Regions from separate parts of the Mus musculus genome. Here region 2 is linked to region 1. A link is a loop called in an ENCODE intact Hi-C map of the cell type or tissue named here. Cell type or tissue: left cerebral cortex. All regions are shown on one strand.

What was found. Hi-C counts contacts between places; a loop is a spot of excess contacts. Peaks named below come from ENCODE experiments on the same cell type or tissue, not always from the same donor. Only the 100,000 strongest peaks of a DNase experiment are listed, where the experiment ranks them.
Region 2: a loop joins it to region 1, with 2.1 times the contacts of the local background. A loop is called at or near these places in 6 of 42 quality-filtered maps.

Annotation. Positions count from the first base shown.
Region 1 is chr7:123,200,864-123,208,863 of GRCm38, forward strand. No RefSeq gene overlaps it. Among named protein-coding and RNA genes, the nearest start is that of Slc5a11, 10 kb to the right of the region's middle. In left cerebral cortex, a CTCF peak has its summit at 4,613 (motif pointing right); a DNase peak (open chromatin) is centred at 4,628.
Region 2 is chr7:123,280,582-123,288,581 of GRCm38, forward strand. It overlaps Arhgap17 (Rho GTPase activating protein 17), which reads right to left. Exons shown (of 20, transcript NM_144529.2): 19 at 5,917-6,432. Among named protein-coding and RNA genes, the nearest start is that of Slc5a11, 70 kb to the left of the region's middle. In left cerebral cortex, no CTCF peak of the experiment used is centred here; DNase peaks (open chromatin) are centred at 3,454, 5,558, 7,074 and 7,300; H3K27ac peaks cover 1,194 bases.

The sequences.
Region 1 (8,000 bases):
GGAATGAGATGGGGGCCAGGAACTGCACCACTGCGCATGTGTGCCCTTGAAAAAAGCAGCTAGACCATTCGGAATACACACCAAGAGGAGTAGAGGGACCTCAGGTGGGGATAGCCAAAGGGGAGTTCTGAAAGGCGGAAGTCACGGGGAGGAGGTGGAAACAAGAAGCTTCCTGCTAAGGAAGAGGAGTTTCAACATCAATGAGATAGACTCTTCCAAGGCTAATTTTATATTTCAGGTCGATTGAACGATGGCATTGCAAGTATATAATTACTATTGTTCTGCATGTTTCTATGAGGCTCTGATTGGGTCTGATGAACAAACTGAAGGCTCTGCTCCATAATGTAGGTGGGGGGTCACACAAAATCAGAGATTCACCGAACAAAACAGCGAGCTACCTCAGCGCTGGGGACCTCGGTAGTAGATAGCCAGGGAAGGAATGGCTAACAGCTTTTTCAGAATCTCCAGTCAGCCCATAGTCCACCGGCACATTTTACACTTGCCAGCCTCTACAAACACATGAGCAGGTTCCTCAAAGTCAAACACGAAGGCACGCCCCCACCCCACCCCATACAGAGAGAGAGAGAGAGAGAGAGAGAGAGAGAGAGAGAGAGAGAGAGAGAACAAAAAAATAAATACAAGCTTACAAAAAGATTGAAGAGAAGGGGAAGGAGGAGAAGGAAGGAGAGAGAGAGGGGGGAGGGAAAGGGATGGGGAGGGGAAGGGAAGGAAAAAGAGAAGGAAAAAGAAGAAGCAGCAGCCCAGCAGGGCAGTGGTGCTGCACGCCTTTAACCCCATCACTTGGGAGGCAGAGACAGTTGGGTCTCTGTGACTTTGAGGCCAACCTGATCTACAGAATGAGTTCCAGGACCACCAAGGCTGCACAGAGAAACCCTGTTTCAAAAACAAACAAACAAACAAACAAACAAACAAACAAAGCTAGTGCCCTTCTCCAAGAAGCTTTTTATTAGAAAGAGCCTAACCATTCCATTGACAGAGTTCCCACTCCATAATTGACTCCTGGGTCAGAGGCGGCTGGTTGTGCTCAGGGGTGCTAGGGGTGCCAGGTTCCTAGTAGACTGCCGGCTCTGTAAAACCAAAGCATCGAGCGTGCTCAGTGTCCAGCGGGCCCCACTGACAAGCTCACACCTGGCTCACCACTGTTTGCTAGATCTCCCCCATTTGCTCCACAAACTGCCCTTCCCCGCTCTGGGCAACCAGTTGACTGGGTCTTGGGCTGGAGTAGAACCCTACCTCACCAGGTCCTGAGCATGCAGCCTAGGAAGTGCTCTAGCATTGAGCCACCCCAACAGACAACGTGTCACTATGTATCCTGGGCTGGGTTCTAATTCTTTTTGGGGTTTTTTTGGATTTTTTTTGTTTTTTGTTTTTTCGAGACAGGGTTTCTCTGTGTAGTCCTGGCTGTCCTGGAACTCACTCTGTAAACCAGGCTGGCCTCAAACTCAGAAATCCACCTGCCTCTGCCTCCCAAGTGCTGGGATTAAAGGTGTGTGCCACCACTGCTCAGTTAAAGATTGATTGATTGATTGATTTAATGTATGTGAGTACACCACCATTGCTCTCTTCAGACACACCAGAATAAGGCATCAGATCACATTACAGATGGTTGCTAACCACTATGTGGTTGCTGGGAATTGAACTCAGGACCTCTGGAAGAGCAGTCAGTGCTCTTAACCACTGAGCCATCTCTCTAGCCCTGGGTTGTAATTCTTGGTTTTCCTGCCTCTGCCTCCTGAGTGCTGTCAGGAGTGACTCACTCCACCTGTCTGTTCTGGATCTTTCTATAACTGGAGTTGGTCAATCTGTAGGCTGCTGGGTCTGCCTGTATAGTTTTGAAGTTCTTCCAGGATGCAGTGTGGATGAAAACCTCGTTCTTTTTTATGCCCTGGTAGTAACCTCTCTGACCGTCTAGAATATGCTGTGTTCACTGTGTTGGCATTGCAGGGCTTCCCCTCTGGGGCTGTCAAGGACAGGGTTTCTGTGAAGTATCAACTGTCCAAGAGAAGTGTGGACATATCCTTCTCCCCACATCCCAGCACCCACAACAGCAATGGAGGCACCACATTGTGATGTATGCGATGGTGCTCAGGGCCTTCCTTGTACATGCTGTTCTCTATCACCGAACCACGACTCAACCTTTGCGGTGGTTTGAATATGCCCAATTACATGCTGTCCTTATAAGAGTTGCTTTGGTCGTGGTGTCTGCTCACAGCAGGAGAACCCTAACTAAGGCATCCTTGTTCACAGGCTTTGTTTTTCTTGTAAAAAAGTTCTGTCTGAGGAGGGGGACATGGCAAAGGGAGAACCAGAGCTTGCAGTGCAAACATGAGGATCTGAGTTCAAACCCCCAGCCCCCGTGTAAACACAGCCAGGCATGGCCACATGCAACTGTAACCCCAGGGCTACAGGGCGTGGAGACAGGAGGCTCACTGGACTCAGTGACCACCAGCCTGGCTGAAAACATCAAATTCCAGGTTGGGTGAGAAACCCTCAGGGCTGGAAAGATGGCTCAGTGGTTAAGAGCACTGCCTTGGCTGCTTTTCTGGAGGAGACAGGTTCAATTCCCAGCACCCAGATGACAGCTCACACTTCTCTGTAACTCCAGTGCCAGGGGATCCGACACGCTCACACAGACACACATGCAGGCAAAACATCAATGCATATAAAATTAAATGTAAATTATAAAAAAGAAGAAGAAATAGAGAAACTCTGCCCTGTACGGGAGGGCACCTCACATGACCCAACATGCATGCCTGCACATGTTTGACACATAACATAAAAGTTCTTTAATCAATAAATGAAATAAATAAAGTTCTGTTCTCAGGTAGAAACATGGCTGTGTTTGCTTCATTGCCCCTAGTGTAACCAGTGGTCCTTACAAAGAGGAAGACAATGCCCCTCCCCCAGTAATAATGTCACTTGAGCCAGCTAATTTTGCCTACTATGCAGTATTCCAGTAGCTCAAACAGGTTTTGCAAGCATTTGTTGGCCAATAGGCCAAGTGTGGAAGCAGGAGCCCCCACTCTCCAGTGCATCTCCCCAGAATAAGCCCTCAGTGTATATAGGAGACAGAAGCTGGTGCCTGAAGGTTTCCAGGCAAAGCTGCCCATGCCTTCTGAATGCAGGGCCCACCACAGAGCTTCACAGAATTTCTGTTTAGGAACTAGCAGTGTCAGCCTATCCCAAGGATAGAATTTTGGGACCTGGGAAGTTAAAAAATGTCACCATCAGAAGGCCCAAGTCAAAGGTCAGTGGCTTTGACAAGAGTGATCTTCAAGTCCCTGAGAAATAATAACCTGAGTGAACTGTTATTGTCATAGCCCACAAAGAGATGCTAGCTACACAGAGTTGGCAGAAGGCCAAAACTGTGTCACACAGTGCACATGGGCACATGAACACACACATATACACTTAGATACACATACCTGTCTTCGACACAGGATTGGAATTCTCAACTGGGATCAGGGATAGCTGGAAGGTACATGATACACAGACACAGTCTACTTTTCAGGTACAAACTGACAGGCAAGTTTTCAAGGCTTAAAGTTTCTCTCTCTCTCTCTCTCTCTCTCTCTCTCTCTCTCTCTCTCTCTCTCTTTCTCTCTCTCTTTTGGTCTCTTTCTCACTCGCTCGCTCGCAGCTTGAGGCTGCACACACTCTGCATTCTCCTGCGCACTTGCTTTTCTCCTGTGAGCCTTTCTTTTCTTGAACTCCTACACACCTCTGTGCATTTCTCTCTCTCTCTCTCACATACACACACACACACACACACACACACACACACACACACACTCCAAACATACCTCACACACACTGCATGCACTCTCCTTTACTCACAGGCATACACACACTTCTCACACTCTCAGTCACACTCTCTCCACCCACTCTCCATTCAACCTCATGCACACCTCACTCGCTCTCCTCATGCTCTCCCACCTTTTTCTTGTTCCAGTCTTTTATTGATACTCCAAAAAGCAGGTAGGGGGGAAAAAGGCATTGTATAATCATTGCCAAATTAAAAGAATAACCCCACCCCACAAAGAATTAAGAATTAAGGTTTTCCCCTAAAGTTTCAAGCTTTCCCTATTCCCAGACCTAGACAGGACAATGGCTGTTATTTTGTGTTTTGTAGGTACATGGGTCCTCCAGGCTTGTATTTTTCAGTGTGTATGGTTGTCAGCTTCCATAACATCATTTATCTATTATTTCATTTGGCCCTTTAATTAATTAACCTATTTAATTTATGATCTATATTTATTTTCTATTTATCGATTGATTGATTGTGTCTGTGAGTTGGGACAGCTTGAGGAAATCAGTCTCCTATGTAAGGTGAAGGATCAAACTCAGGTCACCAGGCTTGGTGGCAGGAGCCTTTACTGAGACATCTTGCTGGTCTTGTTTTTCATTTTTATTGGTTTTACCTTGAAACTAGGTATCAACTGCTTGATATGTGTGCATGTGTGTGCTTGTGAGTGCGGATGGATCACGGTGCGAGTTGTGCTCGCCTGAGTGCGGATGGATCACGGTGCGAGTTGTGCTCGCCCATGACTAAAGAATCGCTGGGAATCGCCTTACGTGTAAGTGGAGAAGGCAGCCACAGGGGGGCGCACAGAAACAAACTAAACCAAAACAAAACCCATAAAAAACCCACTTTACCAACCTCGGTTAGAAGAGGGCTCAGCTGGCTTTCCCACGTAATCCTACTTCAAATTTAAAACCCCAAATTTATACCAGCCAGTTACTTCACTGATGACTCTCTTATAAATCTCCTGCCTGGAGAGCACAGAGGCCTCACATCTCTGGTCATCTCCTCACTGCCAATGTGACCACCCGCCGTGAGCATCTGCAAACATCTCTTCTCAAACTTTAATGTCCATGGACAAAACTAGAGCAGCTGTTCTCAACCTGTGGGTCATGACCCCTTTGCAAGGGGGTTAAACGACTCTTTCCAGGGGTCATCTGAGACCACTGAAAAACAGATTTATCCAAAAACATGACTCATAACAGTAGCAAAATTTTAGTTATGAAGTAGCAAAAAAAAAAAAATAATAATGTTATGGGGCTGGAGAGATGGCTCAGTGGTTAAGAACACTGACTGCTCTTCCAGAGGTCCTGAGCTCAATTCCCAACAACCACATGGTGGCTCACAATCATCTGTAATGGATCTGATGCCCTCGTCTGGTGTGTCTGAAGAGAGCAAAGTATACTCACATACATAAAATAAACGAACAAACAAATCATCTTATGGTTGGGGTCACCACAACATGAGGAACCGTATTAAAAAGATCACAGCATTAGGGAGGTTGAGAACCACTGCCCTCAGGGGTTTTGTTCAAATATAGAGCTTGATTTGCAAGGTTTGGGATGAGATCAGAGGATGCTGCCACGATAGGCCAGAGAACTACAAGCTTGGGGCGGCATTGAAGCCTTCAAGAGAAGGAGGTCAAGCACACAGAACTGGGCTGCTGCAGTCTGTCTCTGATTGCCACTGTAAGTGATCCAGGGGTGCCTTACTCGCTCTCCTTGGGGATTCACATGGGTTTGCTTCATCTACTGGGACCAACGTATTACACTGTCACTCTCCTGTCACATCCAGGGGAGAGGCAGTCACTGGGGTGCTGTACAGCCTTGGTTCCCAAGGTCCACACCAAGCGTGAGTACATTCCACTGGGGAAAGCTCTCACGAACAGTGAGACTGTGGCACACCTGCAGGGCTACTAGGTGCAATTTGGTCTCAGGGCAGGGTTGTGTAATTGGAAAGGGGTCAAGGTAAGTTGAAAAGGATAAATTGCATCCCTGCCTCAGATAGGATCCAAGATGCTAGGGATTGCATGGAGACACACAGGGAGCAGGTCCGAGTCACATCAGACCATGCGCTTCCCAGTTAATCCTTATCCAAGACAGCTACAAGAGGTGGTGGGTCTGTGGACTTGTCTGTCCAGCACATCTGCTCCTTTCTAGAAACTCCAAACCAGTTTCCTTCCAGAAACAAGTGGATGCATGGACAAACTCACTCTGTCCCTCCCTAGTTGAGCACGTGACCAAATGGGAACCAAAGAGAGACTAGCCGAGGAAGTCAAGGCTTGTCAAATCTGTTAAAGAATCTGTTTCCCCCTAACCTTGAACCCTTGAGGACATCAGCTGAGTTTTTCAAGATCCTAATGGAAAAAATGTTTGTTAGAGAGTAAAGACAAGACGAAGTCTATCTGAGACGCCACACTGAGTGGCTGGAGTAGGTCAGACCCTAAGGTGTGGATCCAGAGCCACGTGAGCCAACCTATCTGCTTCCAACTACTTTGAACTGAGGCGCTCGATTGCCTGTGCTAACTAATAAAGACACCCACCCCCCCCATGCAATGCCCGGTCATCCGTGGGCAAAACAATGTTTTGCTTGTTTCTTCGAAAACTTTTTTTTTTTTTTTGAAAGAGAAAACTGCTAAACTCAGAGGCTCTTTCCCCTTAGATACGTATTAACTTTTTATGCTGTTCAAAAGTAGACCTGTACACTTTTGTGTACAATTAATGAGATGGAGCGAGCCTGTGGGAAAGTAACCTCACCCACGTGGCCCTGTCCAGGTCCTCCTGCAGAGAGCAGGGTGCCATTTGAGACACATTCCAGCAAAGAAGTTATCACACAGTAAAGGATTTCAGTAATGATTTGGGGAGTGGGCACCTCCTTGAGGTAGTCGAGGCAGGGTTAGCCAAAGGCTGGTGACTGACCTCTGCTTGGCATTTTCAGGAAGCAGTAGTTTGTAGAAACAGAAGGAAGCCAAGCTGGCCCCGCCTTCCACTGTCAGCAAAGGGAGAGCCAAGGAGAGGGCACACTTCTCACTGCTTGTTATGAGATGAAGGTTGTTATAGTAGCGAGCACTGCAGCATTCAGAGGGCGCTGGCCCTGGTATGTTACTGGGCACTTTTCATCAGGAGGCTAAAGCCAGGAGGGGGACACATTCAAAGCCAGCTTAGGCAGCACTGCAAGTTCTACCTGGGCAGCTTAACGAGACTGTGTCTCAAACCAAACACACAAAACCAGCAGCAGAGGGGACATGGTATAACTCGTGACCTATGAGTATTTGCAACAAGCCAATTCTTCTTCCAGCCAAGGGTAGAAAAGGCACAGACTGTGTGTGGCTGTGGTGTCAACAGGCGCCACACAGGCAAGTGATGCTTCCCAAAGCACCGTTGAGGGTCCCATATCTGCCTTCTCGACCTTAACACAGCTTCCTATGGGATGTGGTGATAGTGCTGGAGCTAGGTGTTTTGAACTGTCAGTGAATGTACCTGAGAAGTTCAGGAGTGGAGCCTGGTTATGAGCCAGCAACACCAGCTGTCCTGAAAACGGTTAAGCAGAAAGCATCTTTGTTTCTCACAGAGCAAAGCTCGGCACTTGGCTTGTGTTCTCTTGCACCTTCAGCCCCATATGTCTTCCTGCCTCCTTTTTCTTACAGATGTGCATCTCTTACAGATGTGCATCAAGGTTGAGGAGGCAAAAACAACCTATCCAGGTCACACACCAGCTGAATCACAGGAGCCAGAATCAAAGTGGAGGGACAATGACATCCTAGGATATTGTGTCCATCCTTCCTAGGCCGAGGATGGAGTCACTCTGTCCTTCTAGAGAAAGATGGCAGAAGCTTCATTTAAAACTATGCCCTGTACTCACCATAGGCCATTCCCTCCGTGAGCTTTGGGTGGGCATGCTAGGGCCAAACCCGGTGCTGCAGTAACACGAGGCTATTCCAGTGTGGATGTGAAGTGGCTTGTGTGTTGAAGACCTGGTCCCCAGCTCTAGGTCTAGCCACTAACGGAAGATGACATTCCAAGGCTCTGACTTAATGGATGGGTTTAGGCATAGATTGACAGCAGGTGACATCCTAACTACAAGGTTTAATTGAACACTGGCCACAGACCCCAGCTATGAGGGTCATGCAGCTGGCCCCATGCCGACTCAACCCCATACCAAGCATTCAGCAAAAACA
Region 2 (8,000 bases), 80 kb after region 1:
AACAAAATGCTGGTGGCATACAGCATACTGACCTCCAGAGAGACAACCTGAAATGTCTCCAGGCACTGTTAAGTGTCCCCCGTGGGATACATTCACCTCTTGTGAACAACTTCAGTAGACCCCAAATCTCTAAATACTATTTTTCTAACACTAATACACTGAAATCTATGTCTTCGTGGGTTGATTGAAAATTCCTTCAGTACGATGGAAAATATACAGGCCTTAAGCCCCTCCCCTCCATGCTCACAAGCCCCTCCTCATTCACCACATTCTCTTCTAGACTACCACATGCTCACTGCTGCTCTGCTGCTGAGGATACACTAGTAAACGAGACAGACGAGCCTTGTGGAAACCCATAGGTAAGCCAGGAGACTGGTTTCTTCCCCTTCCTCAGAGCCCCTCCTGGTCTCTCTCCGTATAGTTCTGAGCTGTAAGTTTACCTTTTCCTAGGTCAAGAAACTTGTCCTTGTACCCTAACTAGGGGAAATTTTTAGATTATGGAGGTGCCAAGGAGTTAAAGGGTCCAAGTTCACAGACAATCAAAAGCAGTCTGTATACACAGAACTAAGGACATCTCAGACTTGTGGCTCACACAGGGCAAGGGCATATCTGTCTTGTTCAGTGCTTACAGCCATGACTGGCACAAAGCAGACCCTATAAAGCTGGGTAGTAGATGGACAGATAAACAGTGGGCTAGTGCAAACACCTTGCCAACCCTCCCTTTTCATAGCCTCAGGCAGAGAGGTGGCCATGACTCAAGGCAGCAATGAACAAGAAAATCATCGCAGACTCAGTCTCTGCCCCTATAACCCTACCTACCACAGATGCCACTGCTAGCCCAGGGAGTTCACAAGGACTAAGGGACAGACATGAACATGCTGAGTGAAAATGCCTAGTAACCAGATGTCTACTTGTTGACATCTCTGCTTGTGTGCCAGCTGTCACAGAGGACAAATTGGCTCTTCTTTTCCTAAATCAATCTAGATACATTTTTTTTAATTAATTTCTTTTTTTTAAAGATAGGGCTTCTCTGTGTAGCCCTGGGTATTCTGGAACTTGCTCTGTAGACCAGGCTGGCCTTGAACTCAGATCCGCCTGCTTCTGCCTCCCAAGTGCTGGGATTAAATGTGTCACCACTGCCTCGAATATATATCATTTCTTAATTTGTACTTTTCTGAAATTCTCTACTTATGATGAAAACAATAATACATTTAGGACAAAACCAATGTGGTGAGGTAAAAGGGACATGGCTCTCCTCTGCCTCCTGTCTGTCCAATCTGTCCTCCCCAGTCTCTCTTATTCTCCTAAGAGTAAGAAACTGTTTTGTGACAGCAAACAATGGAGCGTGTGCAGAGTGGTAAGATGGAAAGATAGGCTGCACTGTGTGCAGGGTCAACTTCTGGAAGGACAGCTATGCATCTACTGCAAAATGAAGACACATGCATTCCACAGCGACTGTCAGACCATGTCAGTGAGCTGCTGTACACACTATACCAGCATTAGCTCTACCGTGGAGATCAGGGGCACCACTATATCAAGGTGACATGCCAGCACAGGTCATACACAAAGCAAAGACATGTCTGGACTCTCTGGACTGCACTGTGTTTCCCACCTCCCAGAGGACCATGTGCATCCTCTGTGAGCTCCCAAAGGAGAAGACACTGTCTGAGGAGATAATGGCTGAAGTCGTGAACACCTGGTTCACGGCAATAAGAAAAGTGTCACTCAAGCCTTCTTTTTTCCTCTTTTAATGATTCTACACATCTCCAAGAAGTTCGTATTAAAGATAATTTAAAGATGATAACAAGAAGCGCAGAAAAGAGCATCAGGTAACAGGCCTTGCTTGGCCTCAGACACAGGGAGGACAGTGAGATGGACCTGGGATCCTGACAAATGGAACATTCTTTTTTGGAACAGGCCTCCAAGGGGCAGGACTGGCACTCTATAGAGTTTAAGGTATGGGCTTAGAAGAATTTTCACTCCAATAATTTTGATTATATGCTTCAGGTTGCAACACTTTTCTTCAAAAATGCTATTTTGATGTCAACTTATATAAGCACCAAATCTAAACACACCCTGGAAAGCAACCCAATGCAAAGTAAAGCCCTGAACATCACTGTCACCCACCCAGCCTCTCTCAGGTCTGAAAGCCCCGGATCCCTTAGCAAGTCTGGTCTGTGAACAACAGAGTGACCAGCGGTTCTCAACCTTCCTACTACTGGGACCCTTTAATACAGTCCTTCACTTGTGGTGACCCTCAACCATAAAATTATTTTCATTGCTACTTCATAACTGTAATTCTGCTACTACTATCAACTGTGATGTAAAAATTTGTGGGGTTTTTTGATTTTTTTTGGTGCTGCAATTCACAGGTTGAGAACCACTGCTCTAGCTAAAAAAGACAGGATTCAATCTCACTGAATGTCTGACTTCCGATGAATATGCCATCTACATATGAAACTGCAATTAGAAGCAGAAACCCAGTAAATGTCCAGCTACAAGTAGTAACAGCACAGGTACCTGATGAAACAGTGGGTCTATATTCCTATGTGGGTGATGGCACTGAATGCAACGGAAAAGCCTAATGCTGGGATAAAAGTCACACAGGGCAAGTGAGATCTCGTACTTCCCTGCCTTCAGAAAACAGGGCGAGACAGCCTTTAAAGGCAGGCTAGAAGCAGACTTCTGCAACTAGAAAATAAAGATCTGAATACCTAAGTGGTGCCTGTGACCTCTTGTCTCTCTCTGGGTCCTACAAGGCCTAGTTTGGCATGTAACATGGTAACAGATAACTGTCGTTCGCTCACCCCCTGCTATTATGGGCCGTTAGAGCCTTTCTTATTTCATCTGATTTAATCCCTTTACTCGTTGTGCCTAATGTGGGCCCTTGACACATCAACCAGGTTGTGCCTTCCCCATGCTATAGCACATGCCCTGTCTACTACATCTCAAGCCTGCTAGAAGAGGAAGGAATGCAAATGAAGGAGTACCAAGGCCAGCCCAGTGACCACCTGTTAAAGTCCGTGAGCAATGAGGAGCAGGCATGGACACAGCGAGCTCTCCTTAGTACATGCACTATTAGTAGGGGTGCGGGCAGGCAAGGTTAGGGTGACTTGGTTAGTGGCAGCCATTAGTACACAAATACGATCATAAAGTAGCAAAAATGCTTTGGCCAATCAGTTGCCTTTTCCTTACCATTAATCATTCCAATTTCAGTTCTTACTGAATATGGCAGGTCATACATCTAAATCATTTAATAAAATGTTTAAATTAGAATACTCTTTGCTAAACTTCTACTGCTCTACAGTTACAATGAGAGCCTGACATTTAGGATGGTCCAGAATTCCTCTTCTCCAGAGCTCTGAGACTGAGCTTGGAAGAGGGGAGCGAGCTACCAAGTCAGCTTGGCAGTGTGCCCTGCCCACAAGTGTTCACTCATTCCTAACGCCTGAAGCTTTAAGTTAAATGATGCAAATGGTGAGCTGTTTTCAGGAATCTTTCCAAAGTTTCCCAAGTTAGAGCCACAATAAACGGCTGTGCTGCCTACTTTATCTGAAAATCCGAGGACTCTATCTAAGAAGAGCCACTAACAGCAGGATCCATGCTAGGAGGTTCCTAAATTCCACATGCTGGCCTTCTATACATTTCCAAGTGTGTGTAGGCTGGGGGCCTTAAGATACTTCAGGTTAATGCTACAATATAAAGGAAATTACAGGGACCCTGGATTTCTTGGGCTAAGAAAATTTTTAGCAAAGATTTAAAAAACCAGGTGACACCTTAGATAATTTTTAAATGTAAAATTTCACCTCACTATAAAGTATAGTGACTGATAAATCAATTAAGACAATCTTTTGGCAATAAACACACATGTATGGCAATACTATGGGTGTGGGTGTCCATGGTATTACAAAACAGGAGTATTTCTGGTTTGCAGAGTTCTCTAATCTAGATAAAAGAACTGAGGAAAATTTTGGTGTCCTAAGTATTAAAGTGTTAAAAGGCTCAGCCTTACCTAAGGTTTAGTCACTCAACTAACGGATTAACTACCAGGTCCTGAGGAAAGCGGATGAATGTCTGTGTCCTCCACCATTTCAAGCTTGAACTAAGCTGTGAACACTTACACTATATATCTTATAGAAGGCCAAGGGCACTGAATAAAGCAACTGTACCCCATGGGAGCCTTTTGCTGCCCAATAAATGCCCAAATGTATGTTCAGGTGAGCCTCCATGTGTCTTTTAAAAGCTCATACAGCTTAGGAAAGCAAAATGTAAGCATGCTGGATGCAAAGGGCATAAAGGGACCTCAGGGGAGGATTATCTGGGAAGTTTGGAGGGGCTGAGAGCTTTAGACATCAATTAAGAAGCTCCATGCAGTTACCTTGCACTTAGGATACAAAATTAAAAATTAAAGCACAAAACACAGGGATGCCTAATTTTCTGTGTTGCTGGTGCCCTGGTCCTCTTCTGAGACCAGGATACTGATGAGCCAGTGACAGGCAAATGTACTGAGGAGAGTGGAACACTGGGAGGGGTTTACCCAAAGAAAAAATGGAACAATACAGCATCTTATCTGAGGGCTCCACACTGAGAGCTCATCCTGTGACAGCCATGTCTTAGATTTGGAGCAAATCCAAAGCTCAACATTCTTCTGATGGGACAAAAGGCACAGCTATACGCTGTAGGATGGATGGCTGACTGATGGGACAAAAGGCACAGCTATACGCTGCAGGATGGATGGCTGACTGATGGCCATTCTGAGCACAAAGTCAAAAGCACACACAGGACATGGCTAAGCAGGGGCACTTGCAGCTGCAGGTCAAGCTGCTGGAGTTACAGACCTTAGTTCTGGAAACCTTCCCCACCTGTGAGGGCACCGGGAAGGGCATCTAGTGGGAAACACACAGCAAAGAAACCAATGTGGCTTTGTGCTATTCAAATAAACAGCCTGCTGTCATAGAAACAGTTATTAATTACGGGTAACATACGTTAAACTATGCACTATAGTCCTGGAAAAAAATCATTTTGTAGTTAGTTAACTTATTACTTTGGGTTTAGCATTGGGTTATCATCTGCTGAGAAGTCACTTGTGAGGGCTGGAGAGCCAGAGGAACAGCTCAGTGGCTTCTACTAGCATGCTCCCATATAGGACAACCCACAGCAAGGTTGCAGTAATTAAAAGCAAGCTGCTGATAAGAAATGATGCATAGCCCAGATGACCATTAAAAACACTAAAGAACCCATTATTTTTCAAACTTAATAGAAAGTCTAGTACCCAGGTAGAAACATTCTTCCTTTGATTAAATTATATGATCATGCTTTATAGGACTATCTATTAAAATATCCCACAAGGCAGCTCTACAATGTACAATCAACCTCATGCCTAGGGCAGATCCATGGGAATGATGGGAAAATCTCCGCTCGCTCCCCCTAAGCCATGTGAGGCTAGCACAGTGATATGATCTGCTCAGAAGATCTGCCTTCGCAGAGCATTCGAGTTAGCACAGATGGTGTTTTCTGAAATTCTGCACTTAGTATGTGCATTTTTTACTTTTAAAATAAGTCCAGCGTGGCCTGGAACTTGCTTTGTGGATAAGGCTCCTGTCCCCAGGTATTGGCCACTATGCCCAGCTTTTGAGAAGAACTCCCTGTCCATGCTGTACCATACCTTCCACCTGGACTTAAAGGCATCTGACTCTACAGAATGTAAATGAAGATAGTCTTACACCTAGAAGACTACTACAGGCTTTATGATCTGTGCCAGGGTATTCATCTTTGCTGTCTTGATATAAAAGCAGCCACAAACGGCTCAAAGGGAGCAAGTGTGGCTGTGCTCCCAGCATGTACATGCCTGATCTGGCTTGGTGTTGACTGCCCTCAAGGGAGGCCCAAGCGAACACTAGAGCACTTGCTACTCACCAGTGACGATTCTGGAGGCTGTGGGCACTGAGGATGTAAGGCCACCATCCACCGTGTGGGTGCCAGGTGGATGTGGGGGTGGTGGCACGCTAGGCCGGTTGCGGGGCTTGGGCACTGGCCGTGGTCTTGGGAGGGTTCCGTGCAGCTGTGTGGTCTCACTTTGCGATGGATTCTGCTTGGCCAGGGGTGGGGTGCTAGGTGGTGTGGGGGTTTGAGGTGGCGTGGGGCCTGGCTCTGGTCCCTGTTCACCCAACCGAGGCTGTGTGGGGGGCTGTGGTGGTGGGTGGCTGGGTGCCTGGATGGGAGGCAGGCTGCTGGAGCAGCGGCGCATGCCTGGGGTCTGCTGCTGCTGCTGTTGTTGCTGCTGTTGTTGCTGCTGCTGCTGCTGCTGAGGCGGTGATGGGCTTCGGGCGCTTGGCTTTGGGGATGTGCCTGTGCCAGGAGAGCTCTGTCCTCCAGGGTGGCCAGGAGGTAGGTTTCCTGGTTTGGGGGGTGCGGGGGCAGGTTTCTTCACAGCTGCAAAGAAGAGAAAGACAGGGTCAGTGAGAGCAGGGGTTAGGACTGGGTGTGGTTGTGGAGGGGTACAGATGTATCAGGAGGGGGCCTGCTGTATGGACCCCCAGCTCTAGACCCGTCCACTCCCAAGTACATTTGGCAAACAGAAAGTCACAGAAACCAAGGAAAAACAGAGCCCTTCCCAACCTGAGGACACTAAGGAGCCAGGAGAACTCTTGTGCTAAGGTGTCTCTTGGGCAGGAAGTAGAAGGCAAGATGGGAACTCTGGACAAATGGAAGAGCTAAATCCAGTGTGGAATTAATGATAATGACACTGGTGTTTCGCCTATGACAAATGTGGGGTGATAAAGCCAGACAGTAACACTGGGGTAGCAGGCATAATGGGAACAGAACTGTAAACTTAAACTAGTCCAATATAAGCAATTTATGTAAAAAGTTAAGTGCATGATATATATACAGGTCTTTAGTGACCTGTCATTTTACAAGTTCAAAAGGAAGAAAACTCAGTTTAAGAGAGGCTACATACCCACACAAAACAGAAAATCGAGGGTTGCTTTGTGGCTCTTTTCCAGAGTCCCTACGCACTTGGACTTTAAAGTATGGGAACAAACCCAGGAGGGAAGAACAGAGGCAGCCCACCTCCATTCACAGTTGCCCAAGCATTTCCTGCAGGGTCTGAGGTCGGTGTGGGGAAGGGTAGCCACTGGGGACTAAACCTAGGGTCCCTCCATGCTAGGCATGCACTCTACCACTGGGCTACATCCTCCCCTCGGACCGACTTTGGTTTTGACTCATGGAAATTCTACCAATTCTGGATACATTCTAGATAGAATCAATTACAAACAAGCCTGCATCTGTTTCCCTAAAATGAGATGAATCACAATCCTTGCTCTGCGGCCAGCTTAGATCTGAACAGAATCTGGTGGTAAAGAGAGGATGATGGGGGCAAAGAGGAGCAGTTTGAACACATTTCCATCCCTCCTGAGGTCACACTGAGAACCCGAGACAGGAGGAATCAGAGGACAGAAATAAGCAGTCACCACTCATCTGCAAACCAGGCCTCTATTTCCATCTGTCCATCTCACTAGGTCACTGTGGGACTGACCCAGAGAGTGCAATCTGGCAGGTTATTTTCTAAAAATTGCATAGCTAAGAGGCGATGGAACAGATTCAAACCCATCTCATGTGGTCTCCCAGAATTCCTTTTCCTCCTCTTCCTTCCCACACTGTTTTTCTTCCTACTCACAGGGCCCAGCAAGAGGGGTTACATGGTGTTTGCTCTGATATACTGGCCTAGAACTCTGAGCCCACCGACTCATAAAATCTTTCCCTACAGAAACAACAGTCAGCTTACAAAGGAAAAGCTCTTTGGAATATTAGCCACACTCTGGCTGATGTAAGCTGTGAGGAAGAGGAGGAGGAGGAGGAGGAAAAAGAAGAAAAAGAAGAAGAGAAAAAGAAGGGGAGGGGGAGAAGTCTGGTTTTCTGCTCTAAGCAGTATTAACTGTAAACTCACACTGGAGATGAACTCATGCCTGATATTTACAATGAAGACGACCTCAGGTGAG